Regions from separate parts of the Mus musculus genome. Here region 2 is linked to region 1. The links are chromatin contacts, found by Hi-C or POLR2A ChIA-PET in ENCODE. All regions are on one chromosome and are shown on one strand. The core of a region is the stretch at or near the end of the contact, and the rest is flanking DNA. Distances in the headings are between cores, read along the strand shown.

The links. Hi-C counts contacts between places; a loop is a spot of excess contacts on that map. ChIA-PET counts read pairs that join two places held with the same protein, here RNA polymerase II (POLR2A).
Region 2: a loop to region 1 is called in a map of left cerebral cortex, with 2.0 times the contacts of the local background. The contact joins two enhancer-like sites. A Hi-C loop is called at or near these places in 1 of 37 maps with a recorded cell type or tissue (left cerebral cortex). POLR2A ChIA-PET finds 5 or more read pairs at or near these places in 1 of 5 experiments (embryonic stem cell).

Annotation. Positions count from the first base shown.
Region 1 is chr15:57,741,466-57,748,305 of GRCm38, forward strand. All of the region lies in intron 1 of Zhx2 (zinc fingers and homeoboxes 2), which reads left to right. Among named protein-coding and RNA genes, the nearest start is that of Zhx2, 50 kb to the left of the region's middle. Within about 2 kb of position 4,159, at least 2 of the 3 ENCODE cell types and tissues checked have a DNase peak (open chromatin) inside an H3K27ac peak, as active enhancers do; they include left cerebral cortex, where a contact is called at or near this core.
Region 2 is chr15:57,845,300-57,852,139 of GRCm38, forward strand. No RefSeq gene overlaps it. Among named protein-coding and RNA genes, the nearest start is that of Derl1, 44 kb to the right of the region's middle. Within about 2 kb of position 2,535, at least 2 of the 3 ENCODE cell types and tissues checked have a DNase peak (open chromatin) inside an H3K27ac peak, as active enhancers do; they include left cerebral cortex, where a contact is called at or near this core.

The DNA.
Region 1 (6,840 bases), core at 2,909-5,408:
ACCTCCTTGTATATGATCGCATTTGACCTAATCCAGCAGCTCTGTAAGGGCAAACATTACACCCATTTTACACTTCCTGATGCCCTGAGGGGTGAGCCAACCTTGCCCTGTTATGTGAGGGCAGATACCAAGCCCATCCAGGTGTCTAGGAAATGTATATATGCACAATGCTGGGCTGCAGAGCCAGATCTTGGAGACGCCAAGCAGGTGGCAAATCCCTGGCTCTCTAATCCTAGCTCTGCCTGGTGTGTGTCATACAGACTTAGAAAAGCCATTTTTTTTCTTGAGAACTCTGTTTCCCTAGCTGGCAAGTGAAGACATTGGAGGAGAGATTCCATGCCACAGCTCTATAGAACTGAGGCTGAGAACACCTTAGTACTTCAGTCTGAGGTCTCTGTCCTTGTCCTCAAACCCCACCCCACCACCTCCTGCTTTGGGTCCCTTCTTTCTTTCTTCCAGTAAACTCAATGTGTGCGCAACAGTTATCTGGGGAGCTTGTTACGTCTTGGCCACTACCCCAGAACCTATTGACTCTGCATAGCCCACAAGAGAGAACCCGGTCACTTGCCTTCTGTCTTACATACACCACAGGATTCCTGATGACCAAAGTCCAGTAGTTCTCAGATTCCAGTGTGCATCTCTCTCACTTGGGCCTTGTCATAGGGCAGAGCCTACCCTCAGAATTTCTGCTTCCATGGTCAGGGGTGAGTCTACCAGTCTTGATGCTTCTACCAAGTTCTCACATAAAGTGGGGTCACTCTGAGAGGGTCACTGTCTCAGCTCATTCCCTGCAAACCCAAGTAGCAAGTGAGTGGTGGGATCCTGATTCCCAGGCAGCTGTGCATGAACTTTTAAAGAGGAACCTTCTAAACTACTACAGTAGGGCTGGGAGCTGGCTCAGTGTGTCGGGTATGTGTTGTGCAAATACAAGAGCCCAAGTTCAGATCTGCAACACTAACAGAATGTGGGCATGGGAGTGTGTGCCTGTAACCACAAAGGCGGAGGCAGATCTCACTTCTAAGACCTTTCCAATTCTGCTATAGCCTTAACTTGCATTCATTCTGCAACCCATATAGATATAGATATGTCTGCTGTGTGCCATGTGAAGCATTTATCAGAGTGAATGTTCTTAAGTAATGTTAGAATAAAGAACTTACATTAGCTTGATCAGGGTACCAAGATAGGTGGATTTCGTGATAATTGCCCTCGCTGATGCCTCTAAATGTTGTGAATTTACTGTTATTTAATAATTTCTGACACTGTGGAAAGACACACACACCAAGATGGGGAGCAAATAGGAGATACTAAATGTTGAACAGTGGCCTCTATATGCACACACGTGGATAAGCACATATGCACACATACATGTGGACACATATATACAACACACACAAACATACACAGACCAAATAAAAGTACTGAAATAATTACAAATATGACTATTGTTTACCTCTGACCCTATCTACAAGACCCTATTACTACTATATCATCAACAGTTCTCATTGTTACTCAGGACTTAAAGATTCACAAGTCAAAGGTCAAGGAGAATAAGTAGTCACACAAGATTATACACATCACAGATGCAGTAAGAATCTCCTAAACACAGTCTGGGATGTTTTTCATAGTCTACCAGACCTCTCTTTGCCTAAGTTAGGGATATTCTATCGTGAGACTTGTAATAAGATTTAGAAAGAAGTCCTCAGGGTGGAGTGATGTTTCTGATTTGAAGAACCTTCCATTGGTTCACCGAAAATCAGTAGTGGCCTTTGACCCCATGGTAGGACAGCATTGATTGATAACTCACTATGTAAGCCACTATGAATGGATCCCTGGTCCAAGGGACTGTCGGGAAGATGGGTAGGTAATACATCCCCAGCCTACCTGCTTAGATGTGAAAGCCAATGGTGGCCAGATCAAGGGAACCCCCTGGCCTTGAGACATTCCAGCCTGACTGGTGGTCTGTTTGCCTATAAGGGACTTGGGAAAGGAGTTCTTGGCACCTGAAAACACTTGCCCAGTTGATGTGGAGGAGTTTGGATCATAATCTAGTGGCATGCATCTTATGGGGGAGTTTCTCATTCCCTGATTTGTGAGAATTCATATTAAGAGGAACTGCATTGATTTGTAAAGATCCAGAGTAATGGGAGAGAAAATTACATCCTCTTTACACATTCTCTCTCTCTCTCTCTCTCTCTCTCTCTCTCACACACACACACACACACACACACACACACACACACACACACACACATTCACACATTGCTACTTACAGTTTTCACATCTGGCTGGAACCTCCGTCATCTAAAGTGCCTATGTCTTTTGTAGCGCTCTCTCTCTCTCTCCCTCCCTCCCCCCTCCCTCCCTCCCTCCCTCTCCTCCTCCTCCTTCTTTCTTCTTCTTCTTCTTCTTCTTCTTCTTCTTCTTCTTCTTCTTCTTCTTCTTCTTCTTCTTCTTCTTCTTCTTCCTCCTCCTCCTCCTCCTCCTCCTCCTCCTTCTTCTCAATCTCTCTCTCTCCCTCTGTCCTCTCTCTCTCTCTCTCTCTCTCTCTCTCTCTCTCTCTCTCTCTCTCTCCCCTGCTGTCTGCAAGGAATAGTCATGAAAGAAGAAGGACATGCCTTTCCAGCCACGAGCCTCTGAGCCAGTGGGAGCCCTTTACACAGTGGCTTCTGAGTGTTCATTATCTTTCTGGTTTTAATCATAGGCTTACATTGGTCCTAGATGGGTTGTGCCCATTTCTTGGAAGGCAGCTTGATAGAATTGTTGCCGTTGAAATTGGCATTGAAAGTCATGGCTATATCACCTTCTCCAAGAGCCTCTAGATGCAAAGGGGTGCATTAAAAAGCTCACTCCTGCAGCCAGCCACCCTTTTGTAATCTGAGCACTCAGGCTGAGGTAGGACCATCTGGAACTCAGTCATATAATGAGTTTGAGGTTAGCCTGGGCTCAACAACAACAAATAAACACAGCAAACAGAGGACAATTAGAATACAGTGTCTCACCAGCACTATGACCTTGGGTGAGTCACTTAATCTCTCTGTGCTCTGACTTTCTCACCTCAAGAAGTGCTCAATACAAGGACTGAGGGTAAGTTATCAGGTGCTGTTGAAGATACCAGAGAGGACACTAAAGAGCATACTTTTGTTATTACCTTGAGGGAATGACCTGGCTGATAATTTAAGGATCTCATTAGGCCCCCAGTAACCTATGAGGGCTGTGTTCTAGAACTGCTTTTACTTCTACTCCCCTGGAAGAACAAACATTGCCTGGGGTCCAAGCAGCGCAAACCAGAACTTTTGCAACAATGTTGATACTGTCATGGTAATCATCAATAGTATCCTGCTCGGAGAAAAGCTGAGAAAATTGCAATACAATACAAGAACCCTGGAGTGATTGAGAGGGATAAAATACAAAAGTACAATTTTAAGCCGGAGCAGAAAAATTCAATGGTAGGGTGCTTGCTTCTCTAACGACCAGGTCCCAGTTCCCTGAACGGAGCAGCAACAGCAACAACAACAAAAGCCCAATTACACAGTCTAGTCCTGCTCTCAGTCTGCCAGCCTAGGGGCGGGATTATTCTGCCCATCTAGGATTCTGAGCTAGACAGACAGACAGACAGACAGACAGACAGACAGACAGACAGACAGATAGGAGCCTCGGGCTGGACCTTATAGGACTGTGGGATGAGTCCTATATTCAATGAGAGCCTTCACAGGTTTCAGAGAGTGTTGTGTCTGATCTCCATTTTGAGATGACTATTATGGGGGAGGGAGCTGGGGGCGGGGAACAGGGAGGATAGCTGAAGAGGAACCACAGAAGGGGAGATGAGGTGAGGGGTGTGGAGGGGACGACCCTTCAGGGGGCTGCTGTGGACATGCATGCCAGAGATGACAGCAACGCTGATGGAGAGAGCCCTGAGTGGATTTGGGCGGAAGGCGAGAAGCAGTCCTTCCGGTGGGTTGGATGAATATCGTTGGCAAGGAGGAGAGCCACAGAGGCTTCTGGGTGCCAAGTTGGGAGGTGGTGGGAGTCTTGAGAAGAGCAGCCTTAGAGGAGAGTCAGACATTCCTGGGAGTTCTGTAGGAAGCAGCCGTGTAAGCACTGAACCCGCACGTGGGCACTTGTTTCCTCAGGGAAGAGTGCGCCCCATTCTCTGGCTTCTCTGGAGCATGCGGGTCACTGGCCTGCTCCTGGCGTGCAATCAATGCCTTCGGTGAGGCTCTCAAGCCCAGCCCCCTCTCACTCTGTCTGTGAGGATTCCTTCCATCGGCTTTGAGAAGCCCTGTGTTCCTTCTGTCGCCAGGGAGTAATTAATAACCCCTCTCAGAATGCTGGGCCTGGAACCAAAACCAAACAAAAGCCCCGATGTCCTCCTACCTTCTAATGTTACGGCCTTTGGGTAACTTTTTTCTTGTGCCAGTCTTAAGGGATCTTTCCACTGCTGACGCTTGAAAGTGGATTTTTTTTTTTTGATATTGTACGTAGGCCTCAAATAACCTTTGCCTTGTGATGGCTTCTGTCTAGATGGAACCCAGTAAAATTTACAGTAATGTCAACACGGATCACAAGGGTTCAGAGTTCCATTCCACCCAAAGGCCCAACTGATTCATGTGACTTGATCTTAAGAGCACCTCAGAGGGGTGGGAAAATGAGTGTCACCTGAAGTCAGAGGCTGTGGTAGACAAGAGCATGTAGGTTGATGCTTTTAAAATCCGACAGCGGAGTAAATTAGAATTGTGCCACACAGGGCACAGGAGCAGGGCCAAGGATGTGAATTTAGATGCTGCGGCCAGTGTGGGTAGTTTCTTGAGAAGAGCTGAAGGCAGAGCAAGGCCGAAAGCCATAACCAGTAGCCTGGTCCATTCCAAGCTATTCACACTCCACAGCATTCTCAGATGCCGCTTGCAAAAGGAATCTGTGGTTCAAAAGGATGCTGGATAGGACAGGGTTAGGTCCTTCTGTGCCCCACTCCACCTTAAAATGAACACCCTCTCCCCTTGTGTATTTGCCTGCCCCAAAAATGGACTTGCAGCCTGTGATCTTTCTGAGTCTGCTCTAGCCTACCTGCCTGGGGTTTCAGACATCCCCTGCATCCACTATGCTCACCGATATTCTTTGAGGTGAGCTTCCGGCCCCATTTTATGCTTTCTTTTCTGAGCCTACACCCTTCCTTACCTTATGCTAGTGGGTTTCTGTAGTTCAGAGCCAGACCATGGAGGCAAGTGCATGGTTTTCAACTCCAGGTTGCTCTCAGACGGGAGTCTTGGCTCCTCTGTTGGTTGTTAGGGTCAGAGGCCTTGTCTTAAAGCTCCATTTTCTCTGTGGCCATGTGTTTGGCTCAGGACATATTACACATCTGACTTCTGAAAAAGAATGAAAAGAACTTAGTACCCACCCGGCAAATGGCCCCTATGCTTGTCCTCAGAGGAGCCGCATTCTATTCTAAAGGTGGACCAGTCCTCAGAATGTTTGCGCACCTCCATTCCTGACACTATTCGCTCTGGTACCAGCCACCCTCTGCCCTCGGAAGGTGACCCCACTTGTCACATCTAAGGACAAAAGTGGGATTGTCCCCACTAGTAGCTATGTGGGGGGGAGATGGATGTCAAAACACTGAACAAATTATTCAGCTCAAATTATTCAGAAACATCCCTTTGCCTCCTAACTCCAACTTTGTTCCCTGAAGACAGCTTTGAGGGCTTAGCTTCACACGGTCACCTCACTGAGGGACCTATGAACGCTCTGCCACAGGCGACCCTTTGAGACAAGGCTTCTCTGTGAGCATGCTTCAAATTTGTCCTCTGCACATTTTGAGGAACAAATAACTCAGTGAAAGCTCAGGATGTGGTGGCCACAGTGTGGCCTTGAGAAGCAGTGTGTGTGTGTGTGTGTGTGTGTGTGTGTGTGTGTGTGTCTGTGTCTGTGTGTCTGTGTCTGTGTCTGTGTGTCTGTGTGTGTGTGTCTTTGTGTGTCTGTGTGTGTGTCTTTCTGTGTCTGTGTGTCTTTGTGTGTCTGTGTGTGTCTTTGTGTGTGTATTTGTGTGTGCATATATATATATGTGTTTGTGTGTGTGTATATGTGTGTGTGCATATATGTATGTGTTTGGTGTGTGTGTGTGTACACGCCCATGAGAGCGCCTGCCTGCATGTGCTCACTTCTGTGTCCCTGTGGGATAGAAGCGACAGAAGCAGTCTGTTGAGCTAGCCCCACCTTGCAGAGATAATTCCCTTTATGAAACAGCCTCTGGAGGAAGCCACTCCCCTTCAGCTGTCCCTGGAAAAGGTGGCCACGATCAATCCCCTCTTCCTGTGCTGCTGCTGGCCTTCCCCCATGGGTCTGCAAATTCCTTCCAGTTCAGCGGCTCTTTCCACTGAACCGAATTTAATTATTTTATTCTTTATAACTGGAACACAGCCCCCATCCCATATTCTTACCGTCAACCCCAAATTAACTAAGTTGTCCTCATTAAGGATCTGCGGACATGGCTGTGTGTGGGAAGACATTCAGGTCTCATTCTCAGGCCCTGTGTTTGTCTTCAGTCTCATCTCTTAAAATAACGGAGATTTGACAGAGGCTGGGTAAGCAAGGCCTGTTTTCCCTAGTCCTGGAGTGCACTAGGTCTTTATCAACCTGAGACATCCTTCTCTCAGCTATCTCTGTAGGCTTCTGCCTCCAGAATTCAGTTCTGTTTCAAAGATGGGATTCGTAATTTGAATAATAGGCAGTCATTGGTCGTTAAGAGAAATGGCCTCCCAAGGTCTCACCACTCTCTGGGTCTCAGTGGATGGAGAGACGTTTTCTTCAGTGGTATAGACACTGGTAAGGTGCTTGTGTTCCTGTGGG
Region 2 (6,840 bases), core at 1,285-3,784, 100 kb after region 1:
GACTTATCCCTGAGAGGCCAACAGAAGTTCACAGTCATTTGATGCTACATAGGAAATCTGAAGATAGCCTGGCTCCACAAGACCCTGTTTCCAAAGAAATCAGAAGTTATTGTTTCTTTAGAAAAGAACCTGAAAAACAAATGTGGTTTGGGATTTTCCACTCTAAGTGAAACAGCATATGGGAAATGGATGGAAAGGGGACATGGTATGTTTGCAGACTTTTGCCTTGGGATTGCTTCCCTTGGCTGAATTTATGCTACAAGCCCTAGAGCCCAGTAACTCAGTCCAAATCTGTTTCTTAGCTCCTTACACAGTCTGTGGCTGGGGCTGATAGATAAATGGTCCCTAGGCTGATACGTTTCCCTTTGAAATGCTCATACCTTCCATATTCCTTGCCTAAATTTCACCCATTCCTAAAAACCCAACCTAAACACCACTGGAACAAATAAAGGTATACATGGAAGGATGAAGAAACTGGATTTAAGGATGACACACATCCAAACTAGCTCTCGGGATGCCCTATTCTTTTGAAGTCATGGGCAATCACCAGCACCAACAATTAACTCTAATCATGTGAGCATTCATTGTCTTGCTTCTCCATCCCTTGTGAGGCTCCTGTAGGTTTTCATCTCCCCAATATTGCTGCTCCCCTTTATTAACACACCCACGCCCATTCAAAGCCTTCTGGAGCCCTGCTCTATCACATATAATGTTGGCATGGTACCTCACAGATCATGACCCTTCTGTCCATGGATGGTCATATGCTTCAGACCTAGCCAGTAACAGCACATCTCTCACCTCAATGAACAGTCCAAACTGGGTTAGTCATTGTTAGGGTTTATAGTCATTGAAGGAGGGACAGCTTCAGAGAACAGAGTGTGAAGAAACTAGGCAGTGAAGAGCACACACAAAAAGTATTTAAGATGTGTTGCCCTGGGCTAAACATGGAAGCCTGTCTAATGTGTCCTGGGAAGACAAGAAAAAATAAATCCCCTTTCAGTCCTGTTTTACTTGCTTAGCCTACGATGCCAGGATGGACCATGTGATTATTTTTCAACAGAGTTCCATGAACACGTTCCAGCAAATAAGAAATGAAGCTAAAAACTAACTGGAGCCTTACCCCTGGCTCCCCTGGCCCTAGCGCATGCCTTGTCACCCATTTTTTTACAGATCTATGTGTCTGCACATTTGCTTGTATTGCCTTCCACCTTGGAGGAACCCTTATGAGGCCTAGAAGAGATAGAAACATGACTAAGCATTGAAGAGAATGAGTTTGTCATAAGGGCTTGCTATGACAAAGCCCACCCACCTGCCCCAAGGAGTCAGAGGTTCCAGAATTCTGGCCCTGGATTTACCACTAATGGGGCTCATGAGCCTGAGAAAGTCGGTCATTCTTCCTCCTTTAGCCTCTGCCTCCTCTTTTGAAAACTAAGAGTTTAGACCTTTTAACTGCCAGTCCAAGTATGAGAATTGATGGTTCCAGGAGCCGGCGCTATCACCATGAAAAGGGGCCCCAGATTCCAAATTTCTACATCTACCCCAACCAAAGCTTTTGATGAAGTTTCATGGGACAGTAGAGAGCTGAGTGTACTTCTGGACAAGCTCCCCTGGAGGGCTCTGGAGAAGCATGTGACTGTAGTACCAGGAAGTGTTGGTAAACCCCCAAAGACAAACCAGGAGCTGATCTCATGCAATCACACAAGGGTCTTTATTCACAGCCTCGAATAAAGGCTTGGGCTTAACTCACCAAGGACCCACAGGATGGTTCTTTATAGTGGAGAAAAAACCCCAAACACTCATCGAGACAAAGTTTTATAGAAAACGGCAAGTGAGAGAGGTAAGTGTTTCTAGTCTGGCAAGCATCTAATTGGGGTGGGGGTGGGGGCTACTATGGCCTTTAGCAGAATTGGCTGGCGCTGGGAGCCAGACCATAAACTTAATTTCTGCTTTCCTCCTGATTGGTGGTTGTTAGGCTGGGGGTGCAGATCTGTTGGGGGAATAACCTGGAGACTGATGCTAGAAGCAAGTCTTGTTGGGGGTGGGTAACCTGGAGACCCAAGTCCTGTTGGGGGGAGTGGTAACCTAGAAATTGGTGCTAGGTACCAGCCTTTTAGTTTACTTGAATTCAACCTTAGGTCAGGTTTTCTAAGACGGAATCTGAACCCAAAAGATTTGATCTCTTATGTTACCAATGTAGAATTAAAGAAGAGCAGACCGTAGGGTGGAAGAGTGTGGACTGTTGAGGAATATTTATCTAAACCCAGAACATACCATTAGGTATCTCTCCTCTGCCAAGCGACAGCCACAGTGGCGCCTGTTAAAAACAACAGAGGACCTTTGTTGGAGTTCATTTAACCAGCTGCTCTAAAAAGACAGCTGCCCCTGGTCTATGTCTGGATGCAACCTCCATGCCGAGGAGATGGGTGAACCTTCCAGACACCATCACCAGAACCAAGCTAAAGGCTGAGATGGCCTTAGCAGAATTGCTTGCTCCCTGATGGATTTTGTTTTTCAATCCATGTGCACTCCAAGGGATGTTTGGCAGGGTGCCTCCAACTGCCTTGTGTGGCAGAGTGGCTGCATATTATGTAAGAATGGCTAGGACTCTGGGAAGGAGGATGTCCGTGGAACATTCAAATTTTTGATCCTCCACATTGGGAAATTGCATAATTTTCCACATTAAAGGACTAAAGCCTGAACTTCAGAGTCCTTCAAGATTGGGTTTAGGAAACTTCCCAAAGCCACACATTTAATGAGTGTCAGAGCCAAGCTTTCAAGCCAGGTTTCTCAGAAACCAAAAGCTGAGCCTTTAACCACAACAGTCCAGTCTCTCATCAAGTGATTGTCACGGCTGGGAACCGATTATCACACTGAAAGCAGCCCATGGGCACATGCGCATTCAGAGCAGCTGGCACGTGGTGGATGTGTTCTGGACACTGTGTCCCCCAGGATTCTCCCACACACTCCCAGGCCAGGCACTCCCCTAAGAGGGTCTGACAAACACGTCTCTGGACATGGAAAGCTGACAGAAATGGGGATATGGCTGGGATAGAGCCTTTCAAAGAACTTATGAAGTCGACTTTAAACAACTAAAGTATAAAGATTAAGAATCACTTCCTGTTGATTCATAAAGATGAGGAGACTACAAGAATTTCAAATCTACCCCATGACCCACAAAACTCTACTTTATGTAACTGTTAATTCCGTCTGAGTTCTCAGCTGAGGTTTCTTTCTGTCCTCCTCCTGTGTAGGAAGCTGCCGACCTTCCTTTCCGGCGGTACACGCACAGGCTACTTTATAATTAGTCATCTGAGGGCCTATTTTCATTCACTAGCCTGTGCCATCCCTGAGGAGATGATCTGACTGTACTCATCCTTACATCCCAATGTCCAGCTTAAAGCATCACAAGGTTATTAGTAAATATTGAGGAAGGGAGAAAAGGAGGGAAGGGAGGAGGGAGGGAGACAGGGAGAGAGAAGGAAAAGAGAGATGGGAGGGAGGGACAGAGGAAGAGGGGGAGGGAGGGACAGAGGGAGTGAGAAGTAAAGGACTGAGGGATTAACAAGGAGATAAAACAAAGATCTGGCAAATTCATGTAAAATTAGCCCACCGAGAATAGAACATAAATTTTAGGTTTTTATTACACAGCAACAAGGTGGGATGCATGGTCTTGTCTGGCATAAGCAGATGAATTTTAAGAAACATTTGGAGTCAAGTAGAGAAATCTGAATGTAGATGACATTGGGGAACTATTATTAATCACATCTGCTAAGTATTTATTGATGGAGTTCCATAAGAAAATGTACTCTCTGTTACTACTGCATAGTGAGGGAATGGAATGGGATTATATGTAACATACACAGGATTTAAATGCTTAAAATGTTTCAAAACTACAAGATAGTACACTGCCCTCCTTCCTCCCTTCAGGAGGATATCACTATACAACAAGCCTTCAGTTAGTCAACCAATCCTTACTAATAGATCTACATATTTTTTTCCAATTTCTTTGCTGCCATAATCTTTCTTTGTTCGTTCTCCGTTTCTCACGTATCTGATTATTTCCTCAGAATGAATTCGGACAAAGCTTTGGCTGTGGAGATCAAAGCCAACCAAGCCTGCCTGAGTGACAGGCTGTGTTATGAAGCCTGTTGTCCTTTCCTTCCCTCCTCGCACCCTTTCCCTGAACAGGAAAAAAAAGGCTCCTGAGGCAGCTGCTTCCTGCCTGATTGAGCTGACCCTGCCAAGCGTGAAAACTGTGTTTCTGCTAACCACACATCCATTATTGCCAAGACAGGTGATCTGAGACCATGGGTACATGTTGACATCTTATAGACATAAAATTGGAGCTTATGGAGACTACTATCCTGTCTAATAATGGAAAGGTTTAGATGCCACTTCTGCCTAAATAAAGGGAAGGGCATGGGCCAGGAGATGTTGCAAGTCATCAGAAGAGTGGATAATCGGCCACTGCAGCAAGGCACTCAGTATACTTCTGGAAGCCGGGTAGTTCACACCCTGTGATTGGGACAGGTCACTTCGCCTCTCCAACCATGGTTTCCTTAGGTGTGGAGTAGGAAGCTAATATTCACACATCATGAAATTGTGACTTAAATGCTAATATGAGGCATGGGTGTAGTATTCGGTTTTCCAGACTCTCAAGAAGTACATGCCTGTAATCCCAGTACCAGGAAAGTGGAGGCAAGGAGATAAAGAGTTCAAGGTAAGCCTGGTACCAAAAAGCTAAAAACCAGTCTGACTACACAAGATCCTATCTTTAAATAAAGAGTCCCAAGAAGAACTCTAATCATAGATGATACTGTATCAAAGGGACTTTGGAGGCAGATATAGGCAGAGCTGAAAGAATATGCAAGAGGTGTCAGAAGATATATAAAGCAATAGAAGAGTCATTATCACCAAGGCACAAAGGGAACAGTGTTATCAGAACCCAACAAGAAAGAGACACAGAAAGGTCAGGGCACATTGCTAGAGTCATATGTGTAGCTACTGCCAGCCACAAAGCAGACAAGAACCAAAAACATATTGCCTGGGGAAGATGGGGTATAGGAGAAAACGGAGGGGTCATAAGGATATATGAAGAAACAATAAAGAAGCCTATTACTTTACAAGCTAATTCACAATATAATTTTTAAAGGGGCTTGAATAAGTAGTAGCACACATGCTTTGGATGTAATCAATGGCTCTCTAATTGGACTTAATACCCACTCAACAAGAGGGAAAACACACCTGGTACTGGAAACCTACCTAATTACTCAGCTCTAGAGAAGTCACAGTTCTTAGAAGAGACTTCACAACCACTAATTTACCAAGCCAGCATAACCCCTAACAACAATGTAAACATTTGTCCTTACACCCAAAGATGAGTGGACACTTCACCCCCAGTCAGGGAAACTTCTCTTTGCAACAAATGGATACCACTACAGAAAACCACAACCTATCAAAATGCAGAGTTGTTGAGCACAGTCCCAGTGGGATATCTATAAACACTCCTGCACCAAAGACTCAGGAAACATTGCGGAAGAAGGGATGGAGAGAACGTAAGGGACAGAGGGTCCAGGAGTTTGCTGGGAGATTGTGTTTCCTAGTAATATCAGAAGCTACACTCACCAACATGACTGCCTAATTACGAGCTGAACAAGGAAGACACATAGACATGCCAGAGTGGATAAAGGAAACCTACACACTGGTTTGCTCCCTGTGGCTTGTCTTTCTTAAGCAGCCCAGGCTCACCTGTGTAGGGATGGGACCACCCACAGTGGACTGGACCCTCCTTTATCAATGCCCACAGGCCAATCTGATGAAGGTAATTCCTGCATTGAGAGTTCCTCTTCCCAGGTACATTTGGCTTTAAGTCAAATTGACAAAAACTAACCATCACACTCCTCTAGCTCTGCGATCTTAAAAAAAAATAGAGTTATTTTATGTGTAGGAGTGTTTGTGTGTACCATGAGTATGCTTAATACCTAAAGAGGCCAAAAGGCATCCGATGCCCAGGAACTGGAGTTACAATTGTGTAGGTGAAGAGAATTGAATCTGGGTCCTCTGCATGAGCAGTGAGTGCCATGGCTCCAAACCACACACCCATCCACCCCACACCCAAGATATTCTTAAATAAATACTCTTTACAGCCATTCATCCAAGTTGTCTTTGGTAGACACAAAGACACTTGAAGTTGCTCAGCCACAGAAGACTCCTCGTAAAATCTGCCCAACCTCAGCTACAAGAAACTGGGGTGGCTTCTTTTATAAATGTAAGAAAGAAAAGAGAACAGTCTTCAGAGCTCAAAAAAAAAAAATAAGGAAAGGTTTGGGGTGTAACTCAGCAGAAGAACTTACACTAGTCCCTGAAGCCCCGAATCCCAATCCCCCAGCACTGCCTAAAGGATACTCGTAAGAAACAACCCTCCCTCCACATTCAAATCACAAGCCTAAGTTCAAGTGGGCTTGCTGGGAAAGAATGGGTATTTGTTATGTCATCACTGACCTATTCATTTAACTTTCTCTTGCTGAAGATTGTAGCTGTATTTCTTAACATGGATTCAGCACGGCTTTAGATGCTGTGATTGCCAAATAAAACAATAAGAAATTGTCTTTGAGCATTCATCTTGCTATTCTTTAACCAACCTCCCCAAAACATCTCCGGTCACATCATTAATAAGCCCATACATCTTGCACCTGATGACACAAATCACAAATCATGTGATCAGCTATTTTCACAACTGTCACCTGTAGAGTCGAATGTGTGTCCTATTTTGCCATGGAAGGGAGACAATCACTCTTTCTGATTGCCTATTGCCCTTTATACAGATTTCCGTTATTGTGT